Regions from separate parts of the Homo sapiens genome. Here region 1 is linked to region 2. A link is a loop called in an ENCODE intact Hi-C map of the cell type or tissue named here. Cell type or tissue: PC-3. All regions are shown on one strand. Links, peaks and the distances in the headings refer to the core of each region. The heading gives the core; the rest is flanking DNA. Region 1 has its middle 94 kb from the start of PTPRR. Region 2 overlaps PTPRR (protein tyrosine phosphatase receptor type R).

Region 1 (8,343 bases), core at 169-8,168, 180 kb before region 2:
TGATCTGCTATAAGGAAGAATGAGGCCAGTAATCAGACAACAAAGTGTCAGTTCTGACAATACTTTAGCTCCTGGATCCAGTCATTCCTGAAGTCGGATCCACTCCATATGGTTTAGACATTTAAGTCAATAAATTCTCTTCTTTTTCTTCAGATAGTTCAAGTTGAGTTTCTATCACTGGTTTTCAGAAGCTCCCTAGTGCTATGAATATGGAAATAGTTATTTCTAAAAAGAGGTAGTTCTTGAGCTGAAGAAGGGAAAAGAGAGACCTAGAAGAGTAGAAAGAAGGGGAAAATAGATTCTTTAACCATGGCAAGGAGATACATTATAGAAAAATGTAAGATGAATGAAGAAAATCATCTCAGTTAAGATAGGGCGGTACTCCCCAGATCTTGTCCTCCATTTAATACTTTCCTGATTTTTGCTTTTCTCTAACACATCTATGATATTGGGTTTTAAAATACATGCATTAAAAAATAGTCTTGTTCTAAGAAATAATATCCACAAAATTAGGGGTTGATTTGCTAGTTTCATATACGTAGCTATTAATTTTTTAAAACTCATTTGTGGATCTAACATCATTATGTGTGTTACAAATCATATGAATATCAGACTTTGGGAAATACTAAGAGAATTAAGTCTGCTGAAGGTTAGAAGGGAAGGGTAGAGTAAGTGGCAAAGGGAGAAATCAACTTCCTAGTTGCATATCTTGAATTTAGCCAGCTTGGGAGCAACTTTGTTGCCTTCAGTTGATAAACTAAATGGGGGTTATGATGAATGCAACAGACAGGAGCCCACATGATATATGCAGATTTCACAAGACTGCTGAAGGGCCATGTCAGTGGTTAAAACATTAAAATTCTTCCGTGCAGGCTGGATAGCAGCCATTACTCCGAGCCTCCAAAGTGTCCCAATACCCTGGTTACCTTGGCCCCACCTCATTACTCTCTGGACTGCCCCGTGATCTAGCAATGAAAGGGGCAGTGCCAGTACAGTTGGAAGCCTCCAGGACCCAAGGCCAGCCCTTTGGCCAGCTTCCGTCCTGATTAGTTGGTGTTCTTGCTGACTGTAAAAATAATTTAAAACTCCTAGAATTATGTGTCTATTACTGTATGGATCACAATGGATTGTACTTATTGGTTTGTCTGTTTTCTGATTGTCACTAGTCTAAGGACAAGAACTATATTTGTCATTTTCTCCAGTGTCTAATATGAGTAGTGTTTTGCAGTTGAAAAGATGATAGAAGATAGCCAGAATGGAGGACCTACATTTCCTGTTGTTTGACCACCTGTTTCCTGTGCTATAGGAAGCCATTCATAACTAGGAAGGAGGCAGTTTATGGTTTTGTTTTAAATCTGTAAAATTTTTTAAAATTATACTCTTGGCTATCTGTCCTAATATGTTTGTCTTATATTTTCCTTCAGAAATGGATATTAATTTCTAGTTTATGTTCTACTTTCAACATTTGTCATCTTCTCTTACATTAATGTCTCTTATCATGCCTCCTCCATTATGTTCCTGGAATCTACCTGTGGTTTCACTAATATGATTCCTCACAGGACTTCCTAGGCTTTTTAGTGCCACTACTTTCAACCTGTGTAGTCCTCAAATTCAACCTGGTCTATACTTGCCGTTTCTTTTCTTTTTTTCCCATCTTGTTAAGGATAGTTAATAGTTCTTACTTGAGCATTTCCTTTCAGGGTTTATTTTCTGCACTTTTCTTTTTCTTTTGTTTTGGGCTATTTTCTCAATGTGGTTGCATTACTCATAATTTCATGTGTCTGGGATACTAGGGGCTGAGGTTCCAGGAACAGCATACAGGTGAGTCTAGATTGACTTGATTGACCTGTGGGTTTAAAAGTGGGATAAAAAGTAAGATAGGAAGTTAGCATTGAGTGATGAAAACTGAGTCAAGATCCAAGGACAAAATGCAAACGAAATAGCAGTGTAAAGACAGGGAGGCAGAGACCTGGTATAAAACACTGAGACAGAAAACAAAATAAGTGGCTTTGGAATGGAAAAAACGGGGTTGAGTCTTGAATCTGAGACACTATAGGAAATTACTAAATGTACTGGGCAATTTAGACAAGAGGAGAAACTGGGTTAAACAAGAAATCCTGCCTGTTGCTGAAGTTTATGCTGGAGGGCCTGGGACAGGGCCGTGTGGTTTCTGTCAGAAGTCCTTCTTGAGACAATGTCTATAGCTCAGGTTGGCTATCAGGGTTGCCTCAATACTACTGAACACAGACAGGAATGTGCCTACTTACATTTATTTTGGAAATTGCTAAATTGTTTCCTTCCTTTGGATGATTCTACAGGTGTTTTAATAAAAAGAGGAAAAGAATTCTTAGGAGTTTTGATTCACTCCACCATTTTCTGTCAATTCTCAAATTTTACTCAATGGTGTATTTCTTTGTAAGTCACAGAAGAAATGTGAACAGAAAACATAAATTCCTATTGCTGTGTATAATATGCTACAAATATACTTCCCCTACAACCACTCCTAGAACAGACTAGAATATTAATTTGAGACATCTAGCTTTCACAGATCTAGACTGTTTGCAGAAGATGGCTAACAAAAGTATCAGTTGCCCAAGCAACTTATGGAAGCAGAAGGAAGTAGAATAAAACTATTAGATCACTTTGGACTTTCCAAAGGCATAAAACAATAATCTTTTAAAGATATAACTGGTAAACTTTGATATTAAATTTCTAGCGCTGGTGCCATTTAAAGACTGGACATTTAAATGAAACATATTTTTCAGGGAACTTTAGAAAAGCTAATATGTTAGGGAAGAAGTATTAAGACAAGAGTCAAGAAAGCTTTCAACAGAATATGCTTAACTGGGCCAAAAAAATTGCTGTCTAGCCCCACCCTCAATCAGCACAGGAGACAACCTCAGGGACTTATAAGAAATACAGAACATTAAATCAGCACCTCTTGGACTTCAGAAAAAAGTCTTCCAAAGTCGGAGCCTGATTTTCATTCCACAGTGCCCCATTTAAGTTCTATTTTACACTGAAATTTAAAATTACATCAACAGAGTTGGTACACAATGTATGATAGATAGCCACTGAATACACACAAAAACAAGTCATAGGCCAACGAGAAGTTAGATTAGAAGTTTTGTAGTTAGTATACACCAACTAATCTTTCTAAGAATGGAGGAATACTTCCCTTATTTCATTCACAAATCTTTCTTTCAGAACTTGCTCCCACTTGGGGACCATTTTCCCTAGCACTCATCTATTGATCCAGCCATCTGTCTGTCCATCCATCCAATAGCTTTCAAGAATGTAGTATGTGCCAGTCCTTCTGTGTGTGGCTGGCATACAATGAAGAATAAGAATAAGACAGACTCTCTTCTTAACCGTAACTTCTGAAATGTAGCCTCTTTCACCTCCCCAGATTCTCAGCTCCTTTCCCTCAGCACAGGGAGCTCTCTGAGCTTTCTGTGTTCTCCCTCCTTGTACTGCATGCTGTAAACCCTCTCAAGGCAGTGAGGTGATAATCACCGTTTCCCCTCCCTCAATGATCACTGTCCTTATCATCTAATTCCAGTATCTCAAAAACTATTGTTTCATATATTTCACCTGCATTATTTTGGTTGTTTTCCTCGAGAAGGTAAATTCAGACCCTGTTAATTTATTTGGGTTGAAGCAGATGTCCACTATTGAGTTTTGAGAGTTCTTTATGTATTTTGGAAATGAGTCTTTTGTCATACACATGATTTGCAAATATATTCCCCAACCTACAGTTTATCATTTTATTCTCTTGACTGTGTCTTGGGTAGAGAAAAAGTTTTAATTTTGATGTTCAATTTGATGCTATATCTAAGCATCCCAACCTCAGGTTGATGCTTCCCAACCTCAGGTCAGAAACATTTTCTCCTTTATGTTTGCTACTGTTCAAGTATTGTTTGTTTCATTCTGTTTCAATTGTGTGCATGGGAAAAATTATCTTTGTTACTGAATTGTGATAACTACCTTAAACCAGGCATCCATTCTGAGCTATATTCCTTAGGGATTTTAACACACCTGTAATTATCTGAGTCTCCACTGGATGTCAATACTGCTTAAGGAAAAGCAGTTCAGACGTCATCTTGGGTGTACAAAACAATACATGCTTTTAAGACGCATTAGGGTGGAATAGTTAGAAAGGAGCCTAGAAAAAGTGAAATAGACAAGCAGGAATATCTGTCCTTTGGTCCAGTAATAAATGTCAGACAGAGTGTTGGCTTACAGTTCTGAAATTCATAGCAGTGTTGAACCCCAAAGTTGGAAGCCTGAATTCTGTTTTTCATTCTACTTTGGCTTTTTAGTTCCTGACATAACGAAATGAAACCACATTTTTGGTAGAATTATTTACCTAATTTTCACAAGGTATTTTACTCAACTAGAATTAGAGGGTCAATCATGATTTCAATTCGTATTTCATGCGTTCTGTTCACTTTCCAAACATGTACAAATTGCAACCATTATGAGGTAGAAAAGGATGACTTTGGTAAGAAAATTGCCAGGGCCATTTTGGTCATGGCCAAGGATCTCACTGAAGGCATCAATATAGAACAGGGTCCAAAGAGTACAGTGACCTTTGATCATACTTCTGAGCAGATTTCATTTCTAGGAAGAGCTAGTCTATTCCAGGACTGAAATAAGATAAAAAAATGTGGATTTATATTTTTTTTTTCCTTCTCTTAATACTATGCACAAAATTGCAATTTGCGGCTTACAAGCTTTAAGAATTGGATTCTAGACATATTTTTTAGTTTTCTCATTTTGAAGCCAGTAATCACATATCTTATTGTTATGGTTTTATAAAACCATGTCTTTCTATCAGATGACTAATTTTGAAAGAATATACAATATTACTATATTCTGAAGGTGGGACACGGACATGGGACTGATCAGGTCTATTAGTGAGGAAGTATCAGTGCTTATTTTATGAAACATCTTAAATGTGCTATATAAATGTAGTCAACAAGGCTGTCAACACAACATAAAAGCGAGTTTATGCTCATCATTGACTGAGTAGCATTGCGCTAGATGACTAATATTAAAAATAGCGAATAAATCATATTTAAAGCCGATGAAATTTTTGAGTGCACAATTAAAAAATGTCCTAACATTTGGAAAAAGATACCCAAAATAAAGTTTAAATATGGGAATAATCTGAACAAGCAGAATTATCTCTTAGAAGTAAGGCTCTGTTTTAATAAATATTTTGTATTCAGGTATTGGTGAAGGTTTTTAGCTCCAAGGGCTGTGAATTTTCCATTACGAGTTTCCTGTGGGAGGTTAACATTCCTATGTAGCTAAATAGCCCACAAACCTAATATTTGAATTGTAGTTAGCGGGCTGCTCTACAAATGTGTGCCACTAACATCTCATGATTCTTGCATTCAGCTCTATATGGTTGATAGAGTTTAACCACATTGAGTTTTAATATTTCATATAGTGACAAGATTCTGTTTTAGCATGCATAATTTTTTGCCTATTTCCCCACAGTGTATAACATGTCAGATTATTGTAGTTTTATATATATATATAAAATATATATACATGCATGCTTTGGCAACTGACTGAAAGCTTTTCACTTATTCATCCCCTGGGCAGTAAGGTTTGTAAGAAGTGTAAAAATTAACATTTTCTGGGAGGCCAAGGCAGGCAGATCACGAGGTCAAGAGATTGAGACCATCCTGGCTAACATAGTGAAACCCCGTCTCTACTAAAAATACAAAAAAAAAAAAAAAATTAGCCGGTTGTGGTGGCGGGCGCCTGTAGTCCCAGCTACTTGGGAGGCTGAGGCAGGAGAATGGCGTGAACCTGGGAGGTGGAGCTTACAGTGAGCTGAGATCGCGCCACTGCACTCTAGCCTGGGTGACAGAGTGAGACTCCATCTCAAAAAAAAAAAAAATTAAATTAAAAAAATTTTTTATCCATCAAATTTTCTCAAAGTAAACCTAGATTGTCTGCTTGTAACTCGTGGGTTGCATTTTCCTGTAGGCTGCTGGCATAAGAAACAAAAAATTATGAAGGTGTAAATAATACTTCATCATGGCTGAAAATTTTGTTCCAGGTGTGGTATTGGCAAAAAGCTAAAAATATTAGATTGATTTCCTATAAGTTCAGAGCCATAATTTTTGTATTCTTCATTTTAACACCAAATATACCCCTACTGGTTTTTTTCCTCTTTTGACATGATATTGTGTTATGATCACATCTTTTGAATTTCTCATTAAGTCATTCTCTGAGTTGTCTTTATCAAACTAGAAGCATTTCAAATCTGGAAGGCTGCTTAAAATCCTTTGGATGACCACTTTATTACTTAAGGGTGAAATACAATTCTACCAAAATGGAATATTGGATGTGCTGTATTAGAATAAAAACAAAACAACACAGACCCTTAAACAGGAATCATTAGTTCCAGTGTGTCAGCTTACATCTCTCTAAGATAGTAATTTTTCCATTTTCAAATTAAACCAAGTTCTAACTCATGTGGAATAATAAGTCTTTCCTATGATTTTCATTTGTTTAGAGAATGAATAAACTTTGGATTATTTGGATTAATGCTTTGATGTTTTATAATAAAAACTTGTTCCTAGAAAGGAAATCAGCAATGGTCAGACAACTATCTCTCAATGAAAATAAGTAAATGGAAAAGAAAATAAAACACAATTTAAAAACAAATATTTTCTCAAGTATTACTTGCTGCCCAAGATTAAATTTCACATAAACTTGTTCATTGATGGCATTTTGTTAGATGACTTGGAAATGCTAATTTAAGAATAGAGTTCACCGTTGAATTCCTTTGAGTATAAGGTGTAAAGACAAAAATTTCTTTGTTTTAATTTCAATAGCCTTGGTAAACTCCGAAGTCTAGAATTTGGAAATCCATGGCCTTAGACTCCAGTGGACCACTCAATAGAATAGCTGAGTCACTATCTGTCCCTAGTGTGATGCCAGCTGATAGTACATGTCCAATAAGTCAGTCATGTTTATTGAATGAGTCAGTTTGTGGATGCAGTGCATTAATATGCAGCATAACTCAGGACTCTTCCAGGGTGACAGAGTAGATTTGGGAGGAAATCGCAAAAATAAAGCAGCAAGAAAAGTGCCAGAGGTAGAGTTTGCAGCATCTTTATTTTTAAACTGCTTTAAGTTGAAGCAGAGTGCAGGCTCACGATCTTTTATGCTCATTTCCAAAATCTAGGCTGCGCACAGTGGCTTACACGTGTAATCCTGGCACTTTGGCAGTCTGAGGCGAGAGGATAGCTTGAGGCCAAAAGTCTGAGCCCAGCCTGGGCAACATAGCGAGAGTCCATCTCTACAAAAAATAATCATAATAAATAAATTTATATATATATATATAGCGGGGCATGATAGCATAAGCCTGTAGTCCTAGCTACTTGGGAGGCCCCGGCAGGAGGATTGCTTGAGTCTAGGAGTTCGAGACTAGAGTGAGCTATGATCACGCCACTGCACTCCAGCCTGGGTGACACAGCAAGACACCATTTCAAAAAAACACAAAATCCAAAAAAAAAAAAAAAAAAAAAAACCCACTCAACACTGAAATTCTTTTCTTTAGGTAAAAACAGACCTAATCTGACAGAGTCTTGAAGAATTCCCTAAAATGTACATTGTTTATTTAATGCACGTAGTGTGAATATTCACATATTTTGCTGCAGAAATACTGTTGTGTTTGATCACAGAATAGCGCTTCAGGCCCTGGTGGGGAGATATATAATATGCAGTATATACACTTTAATACTTTCTAAAATACATACAATTTTGAGTTCTAAGACACAGTTGGCCCACAGCTTGGGATACAGCTTGTGACCCTGTATATAGTTTGTGAATTATTGGAATGCTGTCTGCTTATTTGCTTGTTTAACAAGCATCCTCTTCTTTCTGATGCTCAACTCACAACAACATCTTTGCCCAGGAACCAGATGGAGAAAGGGGGTGCTCCTCTCAAGAGCGAATGGTTCCCTCTCAGTTCCTTGTCCACCATAGTGGTGCTGTGAGTCACTGCCCCATCATTAGCCATCAACCCTCACATGACTTGGCTCTCTGGGAGTGCTGCCCATCTAAGGCAGGAAACCCCTAGTGCCATGCCCAGCCTAGGGTACCACCCACCATGTAAATTGGCTCCCTGTGATCTGTCTGGGGCTGTCAGTGATATCCTACCATATGTATGATCACACAGGCTGAGTGATCAGTGTGTGGACTGAGTACAGTTTCCTTCATGGAGATGTATAAAGATAGAACCTATCATTTGGGTTTTATTAGTTTCAAGCATTAATCATTTGGAGATCCAAGTAAAAGATGGCAGCTACTTTT
Region 2 (8,343 bases), core at 112-8,111:
TGCTGTGTCCTAGGCATGATTCTAACCATGGAATAAAACAGTTAATAACATTCTCATCATTTGAACTCTAGTAGTTTGAACCACTAAAATAATGAAATATGAAATATTGAAGTGAATATTATGAATATATTTCAACATGAGATAATGAAAGCAGTTTCTCTACTGGATGCCAACACCAAACTCATTTGAGAAAGTGAGCCAATTTTGCATTTTGCGTTAACCATGTTATTTGAACAGCCTGACAAAATTGAACAAGGGAGATCTCAAATGTGGAAACTTTCATTTAGGTGGTCTAAGAAATGTGGGGATGTGCAGTGGCAGACAGCTCACAACATTGTCATTCATGAGGCTTTGCTATACAGATATACAAGCTTGTCACCATAAATATGGAGCAAAAGCACACAGCCCTGTAAAAAATAAAAACTTAAAATGAATAAAACATTTTTTAAAGATTACATAAGCAAAATGTAAATAGATTTATCTCTAGAAATAAGTTTCAGAAATGCTGTATGGTTGCCATATTCTAAAGGTACTATGTGTCCCATAATAACAGCAAAGGTGTCTCTGGTGCCCCAGTGCTAAGCGATATTTTCAGTTAACTGTAGCCCAAGCCCAGGAGGCTGTTATCTATGGCAAAACGCAAAGTTCCTGTTCCCTACAAATGTGCCAGGGCAGATTCAGAAATCAATAACTGTCTGAATATCTAGAAAGCCCACTGATAGAGTCAGAGCCAAGATCATTGTAGGCCCTTTTAAAAGTGTGATAAAATGCCTGGCTGGGGCTGCCTTTTGAAGAAGAATTGCATGGGAGGGAATGAGCAGCCCAGAAAAACTTGAAGTTCTTTATGTATTCAATACATGTCATCTGGGGCCTTTTCAGGGACTATTACAGATGTCACACTTAGATCCACCAGGAGTCTTTCATCAGGTTGCCACATACAAGGTGAGCTTCCCGCTTGTCAGCTTCGATCCAAACCATTGCAATATGCAGGCAAGATGAAGAATTGTTTGTACCCACCAATTGAGGCTTATGGTGGGATTTAAGTCTCTGAGGAACAACAGTGATCGGAGTGAGACTACTATGTCTTCATTAATCTCACAAGTCATCCTCCTCTGTTCTTTACCTTAAATTGTTGCACTCCAGCTCCCATTCCCAGGCTGTTTCTCATTTGCTCCCATGAGTTCAAGCTCACCTTTACACTGATGTCTTCCAGCAACTTTTCTCCAGCCCACCTGGCTGTCTAACAAGCACAAAACTAATCAAACACTGAATTCATCACCTCCATTTTTACCCCCACCCACCACTCCAGCCTACCTGTTCCTGCCCCTCTTGTTATAGTCTCAACAAATGACAGGAGCCAAGACCCACCTTTCCAACCTAGAAATCTGAGTGGCAACCTCTATGCTTTCTTATCCCTCACTACCATATTGAATCCATCACCATGTCCTGCTTCTTTTCCTGCTACTTATCTCTAAAGTCCATCTCCCCTCAAAGTCCCTGCCTCATATGGTTAGGATATTTGTTCCCTCCAAATCTCATGTTGAAATGTGATCCCCAGTGTTGGAGGTGAGGTCTGGTGGGAGGTGTTTGGGTCATGGGGGCAGATTCCTCATGAATGGCTTGGTGCCCTGCCCATGGTAATGAGTTCTTGCTCTGATAGTTCAAAATAGTTCAGATAGTTTCTGAATCTGCCCTGGCACATTTGTAGGGAACAGGAACCTTGTGTTAGTTGTCTAAAGGAGCCTGGCATCTCCTCCACTCTCTCTTGCTCCCACTCTCACCAAGTAGCATGCCTGCTCCCCCTTCACCTCCCACCATGAGTAGAAGCTTTCTGAGTACTCACCAGAAGCCCAGTCAATGCTGGTCCATGCTTGTACAGCCTGCAGAACATCAGCCAAATCTCTTTTCTTTATAAATTACCCAGTCTCAGGTATTCCTTTGTGGCCACACAAAATGGACTAACACACTGCCCATGTTCTGTTCTCAACATGATCCCTGGGACTGTTGTGATATCCTCTTGGTTCCTATCCCCACCCCAGTTTTCTCCTCTTAGACCACCTCTTAACCATTCTAATATAAATGTAAATCTAACCATGTCACCTGCAAGTAAGATGCAAGTGAATGTCTAGTCCCATTTCCTGCTATTCCCCACTAAGCACTCACCACCCTATCACATCAAATGACTTGAATTTCTCCAAATGTATCATGTTCTCTCTAGTTCCCTTTACCTGAAATGCCCTTTATCCATAATATTTTAAAATTAAGATAGCATTTAAAAATCAGAAGATTGTACATTTTTAAAAACCTGAATGTTGACCTTCTCTTGGAAAAAAACTGATCTAGCAGCATAGAGCCTGCTTCCCCATACAGCAAAAATTGGGCAGAGCTTTGGGGCAGCAGGCCCAAGCCCTACTCTACTTACATACTTGTCTAGCCACCAAAGGTATTTAAATTTACAATCCCTGACCCAGAGAAATGCAAAAGCTCACAAAATCATTTGTTAATGCATCACAGAGCGTCCAGCATATGGAGCGACAGGAACACTATGCCATAAATGAATAGTGCTGCTTTAGTGATCAGGAAATTCTTCTCTGTTATTCTTACCTATTCTAGACATTGAGAGTAACAAATTTGCTATGATAAAGTTATATCTATTTAGACCCTGAAAGAGAACACTGAAATGGGGAAAGCGATTTTGTTTCAGAATGTGAACATTAAAACTAGACCTGTTGGTGAGTAAAAATTGGAGCTCCAGGCTTTAATATAATTAGAGTGCTACAAGAAGAACCCCTCAGTTCAAGCGGCAAGCTCTATGTTGGCAGACTTTCTGACCTTAAGAAAGGCTTTAAGATATCTAGGAGGAGTAATGAGGATGAGTCAGAGGCTATAAATATGACTTGAGATAGGAAAGGCTTTCTTAGGAAATGAGAAAGCTTTATGTGGCTACATGCAGGTGAGCCAGAAGGCAGGCCTGAAATGATAGCTTGCCATCTGTCCTCATGTGCTTGCTCTTCAGAACACCAGCCAAAACGAAAATGGTAACACTTGTGTGGGCTGCTCTATTTTGTAGCATTTGTAACAACAGAACACTTCACCCAGAATGAAGCCAGCACATTCCATGGGTGATTAGATGGGTTGGACCCCTGATTTTCTCTGATTATGTCTTCTCCACCTGCTGGCTGATTGAATCACCTTTCAATTTTCTTACCAGCCTGGCTCCTCATTTACACAGAATGCCAAAATGATATTTGAAGAGCTTAACTGAGCCTTTACCTAGGCTATTGATTGATGATTATGACTGCTAGTATAGTAAGACTGCTGGGTTCAAAATAGTGAAGTAGTACCTTCTGATAAATTGCCAATGAAGTGATTTTAACCTAACTCCTACCACCAAATTCACAAATGAAAATGAATACTCAATTAATAGATTGAACATTTATTCTTTGCAACATAATATGAGTTTTTTTGTTGTTCAATCAAGGAAATAATAGGGGTAAAAGTGTAAACTCTCTTTGTTCAAATTCCTACTCACTAATGTTCTAAGGAACTCAAGCATGTTATGTAAGCTCTCTGTGCCACAGTTTCCTCATCTGTAAAATGGGAATAATAACAGCTCCTTCTTGTGTTGAGTTGTCATGAGGATTTAAAGAGCTAATACAATAAAGTCTTTTAAGAGTGGCACATATATTGGCTATTATCAACACTGTATATGTCAGGCATTGTGCTAGGTACTGAATATTCGTTGGTAAATAAAATAGGTAGAGTCCTTCCCTTCATGGACCTTAGACTAGTGGCTGGCTATAAAAAGTGTAAGATATTTCATAGCTGCTTTGATTCAACAATTTCAGGCAGGTCATTTGCATGCATAGAGAACTCAGAGCCCTGATTAGCAGCTGCTCCTTTTTTCTCTGGCAAAGAGATCATATCCCTGCCCAAAGATATCCTCCAGCAGAAGCACAAAGTGTTGACAGCCTTGTCAGGTGACTGTGTTTCCGATGCAGAGGTGCTGGTTTGGCAATGGTGTTGTCCATCACTTTTATAGCTTAAAATATAATGAAAGCTGCTTGAGCAACCTTGCTAGATTGTACTATTGTTCATGCATATTAATTGCCCTTTCCTAGAAGAATACTGATGACAGACTTTGCCATGTGACTTTGGTCACAAAACGGTAGTGGATTGACATTTGTCATTTCCAGGCAGGAGCTTTAACAGCCAAGGCACAGCTAACCATACTCCTTTGCCCTGCCTTTTATGTATTTATTTTAAGTATTTATTGAGTGCCTATTATGGCAGCATGTCAAGGTGGAGCCTCCCTCAGACTGGGGCAGTGAGCAGAACTCCCTGTGGACATGGAGTGCGTGAGTGAGAAATATCCTTTTATTGTAAAGGCTACTAAGACTTTGAGATCATTTCTTAATGCAGCATAATCTATTTTATTTTAACTCACACATCAGAAACAGGTAAATCTGGTTGCTTTGATGGCCACAAAACATCAACAAATACATCAATATTTCTACCCCAGGCCCTAATACTGCCGCAGGAGCACGCTTTTTTGTTTGTTTTATGTCCTTGGTGGATCAGGTCTTGCTGTTCCCTTGGAGGGAATGCAGAGTAGGAGAATGAGTGCTGGACCTAGAGCCAAACTCTAAGACCCAACTCTCCCATTATTTAGCTTCATTATATTCAGCAAATCAATTAATCAATTGGAGCCTCAATCTTATTTGGTAAAACAGGAAGAGTAACACCAAAGTATCTGCTCAATGTATCCCAAATTGTTCTTAGGAAGCACCTTATAAAGCTTGATACTAATGTAGAAAATCATTTCTAGTTCTTATAACCTCATAGAAAGTCCTTACTTTCTATGCACCTATGAGATCCTCAGCCAACACCATTGATTGACTGACAGACATGACTGCAAAAGGCAAGACCAACCTCCTTAGAAGGTTAGTCTGTGAGTGGGAGGTCAAAGTTCTCAACTGGTATATCCCTAATTGAAAAACACTTCTCAGTCCAAAAGTGCCATGCAGAGAGAAGAGACTTGATGATAACATCCCTTGGTTTTTCAAAGGACGCATTTTCTTATGGCAAATAATACTACAATAGTCTTTTAACTGCATTGTCTCAGGGAGAAAAACTTAGATCCCACCATCAATGAACACAGAATTCTGATATAAAAGTACATAAATAAATGTATTTATTCCCAAGTTATATTCACAGATGCTTCATCATCTCACACAGTGGTTTGCAATAGCCTGAGCATCTTTCCCAGCCTAGAAATCCCAGGGCAAAGCAGGGTCAGGGTCAGTAAGAATGTCCTTCCTTACTATTCTTCCTCAAGTAGACCGCTTTTCAATCTTCCTTCCAGGAAATCTTACTGGACAGCATTATTTATTTATTTATTTATTTATTTATTTATTTCTCTTTCCTTCCTTCCTTCCTCTTTCCTTCTTTCCTTCTTTCCTTCAATTTTCAAGTATTCATTGAATGCCTATTATGTGCCACTGTTCTAGACACTGAGATATGGAATAGACAAGTTACTGCCCACATGGAGCTTACCTGTCTGAGGGGAACTGATGTTTCATGTGTCCATAGTTCCCTATGCATGTCTCCATCACAGTCCACAGTCTCTGTGGACTATATTCATAGGTTTAGAGTACAAGATCCTTGAAAATATGAAAGAAGCATCTCTCATTAGACTTTGTATCCCCGGCACCTTGCCTGCTGCCTGGAATATAGAAGGTTTGCAGTAAATGTTTATTTCAAATGAGTAAATATCATGAATTAGAAGACCTGGCTTTCATGTTGAGTCCCCCGCCCCACAAATGTGAGAAATAAAGGATTTAGTCACACGACACTATCAACATTAAGTGGTTTATTCTGAGAAATTTATAACAAGACAAGTTGTTTTAGGTGCTGCTTTGCATTTGTTGGCAGACATAGAGGAATCAGAGTTCGAATACATTCAGAAAGCTAACCACATTCTTCTAGCTAATAAGAATCGATATGAATCACTGCATATAATATGCATAAGAAAGTACTACATACTGAGAAATAATAACATGGCCAAGGGTAAGCCTGGGAATGACTATGGCCAGCTGAGTAACCTCTCTGCCTTCCTACAGCCTGTGGTTTATGAGTCTTGTGGAAATGTGCAAAGAGAAAAATGAAGCCAAAATGCATCTAATTCTCTTTCCATTTAAAGATATTTTCTTCTCCCACTTACCCCATTCCCAAGAGAGGGCTACTTAGATGTAATCTTTGAATATTGCAGGAGTTAGTATAACTATATGTGGACTGAAGAATGTGTTTTTTCTGTAAGACAATATTAGTTCAGGGGCTGAAGAACCAAAACGACAAGTGAGAAGTTCCCAAAGGACAAAGGAGCAGATCAAAGGGCAAGAAAAGGAATGTGGAGACAAATTTCTGAGGCTTATTATGTCCTTAACACTGTGTTTAACTACTAAAGGGGACAAGACAGTTTTATTTATCAAATCTATTTATTAGATACTGTTACAGACTGAATATGTATGTCCCTCAGAATGTCATATGTTGAAACCTAATCCCCAATGTAGGGACTTTGGTAGGTGATCAAGTCATGAGAGCAGAACCTTCATGACCGGGATTAGCGCCCTTATGAAAGAAATTCTGGGCCAGGCATGGTGGCTCACGCCTGTAATCCCAACACTTTGGGAGGTTGAGGCAGACAGATCACTTGAAGTCAGGAGTTCAAGTGAGACTGGCCAACATGGTGAAACCCGTCTCTACTAAAAACACAAAAAATTAGCTGGGTGTAGTGGTGGGCGCCTGTAGTCCCAGCTACTCGGGAGGCTGAGACAGGAGAATTGCTTGAACCCAGGAGGAGGTGGAGGTTGCAGTGAGCCGAGACTGTGCCACTGCACTCCAGCCTGGACAACAGAGCAAGACTCCATCTCAAAAAAAAAAAAAAAAAAAAAAAAAAGCCAGGTGTGGTGGCAGGCACCTATAATCCCATCTACTCAGGAGGCTGAGCCAGGAGAATTGCTTGAACCTGGAAGAAAAAGGTTGCAGTGAGCCGAGATCATGCCACTGCCCTCCAGCCTGGGTAACATAGTGAGACTCTGTCAAAAAGAAAAAAAAAAAGAAAGAAAGAAAGAAAGAAAAAAGAAAAGATATTCTGGAGAGCTCCCTTACCCCCTCCACTGTGTGAGGACCCAGCAAGAAGACAACTGTCTATGAACGAGGAACTGGGCCTTTACCAAACACTGACTCTACCAGCACTTTGATCTAGATCTTCCAGCTTCCAGAACTCTGAGAAATAAATTTCTGTTATTTTTAAGCCACTCAGTCTAGAGCAGTTTGTTATATCAGTCCAAAATGATCAAGACGGATACCTACTATTCATTTATTAAGTACCTGCTATGTGCTAGACACTATCCTAGCAGCTGGAGAGACATGGGCCCTGCCCCACTGTAACTTATATTCCAGTGAGGAAAACAGAAAATAAACAACTAAACCTGTAAATAAGGTGATTATAGATCATGATAAATGCCATGAAGGTGATATTAGAGGGCCATGCCCAAGAAAGTATCTGGGGAGGGGATAGTGCTAGCTGAGGTTTGGCTGTAAGAAAAGGTGTCCTGTGGAGCTAACATCTGAATCCAAGTCTGAACCATAAGAAGGAGCCCACTGTAAATGGCTTCAAGTGGAAGAACATTCTAGGAGGGTGGAAGAGCAAGGCCAAAACCCCTGAGGCAGGTGCAGGTTTGGCATGTTCACAGGACAGAAAGCAGGCCAGTGTCACTGGGAGGCAGTGATTAAAGGGTAGAGGAGGAGGGATCAGATCCAATAGAGCCTTGAGGATGAGGCAAGGATTTTAGATTTTCTTCTGGAGCTAGTAAAAGTCACTGGAGAGTCTTGGCAGAGTATTGACATTATCCGGAGCAAAGGACTAGTGAACGCCATACATGTTTTGCAGCCAGTCCTATCTCAGAGTATTCATGTCATTAGTTTCTGTTGAATATATTTTCAAATAAAAATCAAAGCACATGGATTGACAAGTTTACACGTGCTTCTAGGGTGACCAGGACAGAATATTTTAGATTAGAACTGTTTGGGGAAAACCTTGTCTCTAATTGTGCCTAGCTGTATGCATCCTGTCATGGGGCTGGATTCTTGGTTCTATATGATTTATAGCAAGTGTTTCCTAAGTGCTATTGAGTAGCAATTTCAAGGAGTTCCCAGAAGGGGTTGGGAGCAGATAAGGCAGCAGTGCTCATTAGCACAAGTTGTGCTCAGCATGAGCCCCATCTCTGTCACTGGGCCGCAATGAGATGGGTGTAAATGCCCAGCCCTTCCCACCCTCTT

The links. Peaks named below come from ENCODE experiments on the same cell type or tissue, not always from the same donor. Only the 100,000 strongest peaks of a DNase experiment are listed, where the experiment ranks them.
Region 1: a loop joins it to region 2, with 8 times the contacts of the local background. A loop is called at or near these places in 6 of 110 quality-filtered maps.

Annotation. Positions count from the first base shown.
Region 1 is chr12:71,010,110-71,018,452 of GRCh38, reverse strand. No RefSeq gene overlaps it. Among named protein-coding and RNA genes, the nearest start is that of PTPRR, 94 kb to the right of the region's middle. In PC-3, for the core only: a CTCF peak has its summit at 4,064; DNase peaks (open chromatin) are centred at 4,072 and 6,982; H3K4me3 peaks cover 381 bases; H3K27ac peaks cover 366 bases.
Region 2 is chr12:70,826,325-70,834,667 of GRCh38, reverse strand. All of the region lies in intron 2 of PTPRR (protein tyrosine phosphatase receptor type R), which reads left to right. Among named protein-coding and RNA genes, the nearest start is that of PTPRR, 90 kb to the left of the region's middle. In PC-3, for the core only: a CTCF peak has its summit at 3,171 (motif pointing left); a DNase peak (open chromatin) is centred at 2,897; H3K27ac peaks cover 434 bases.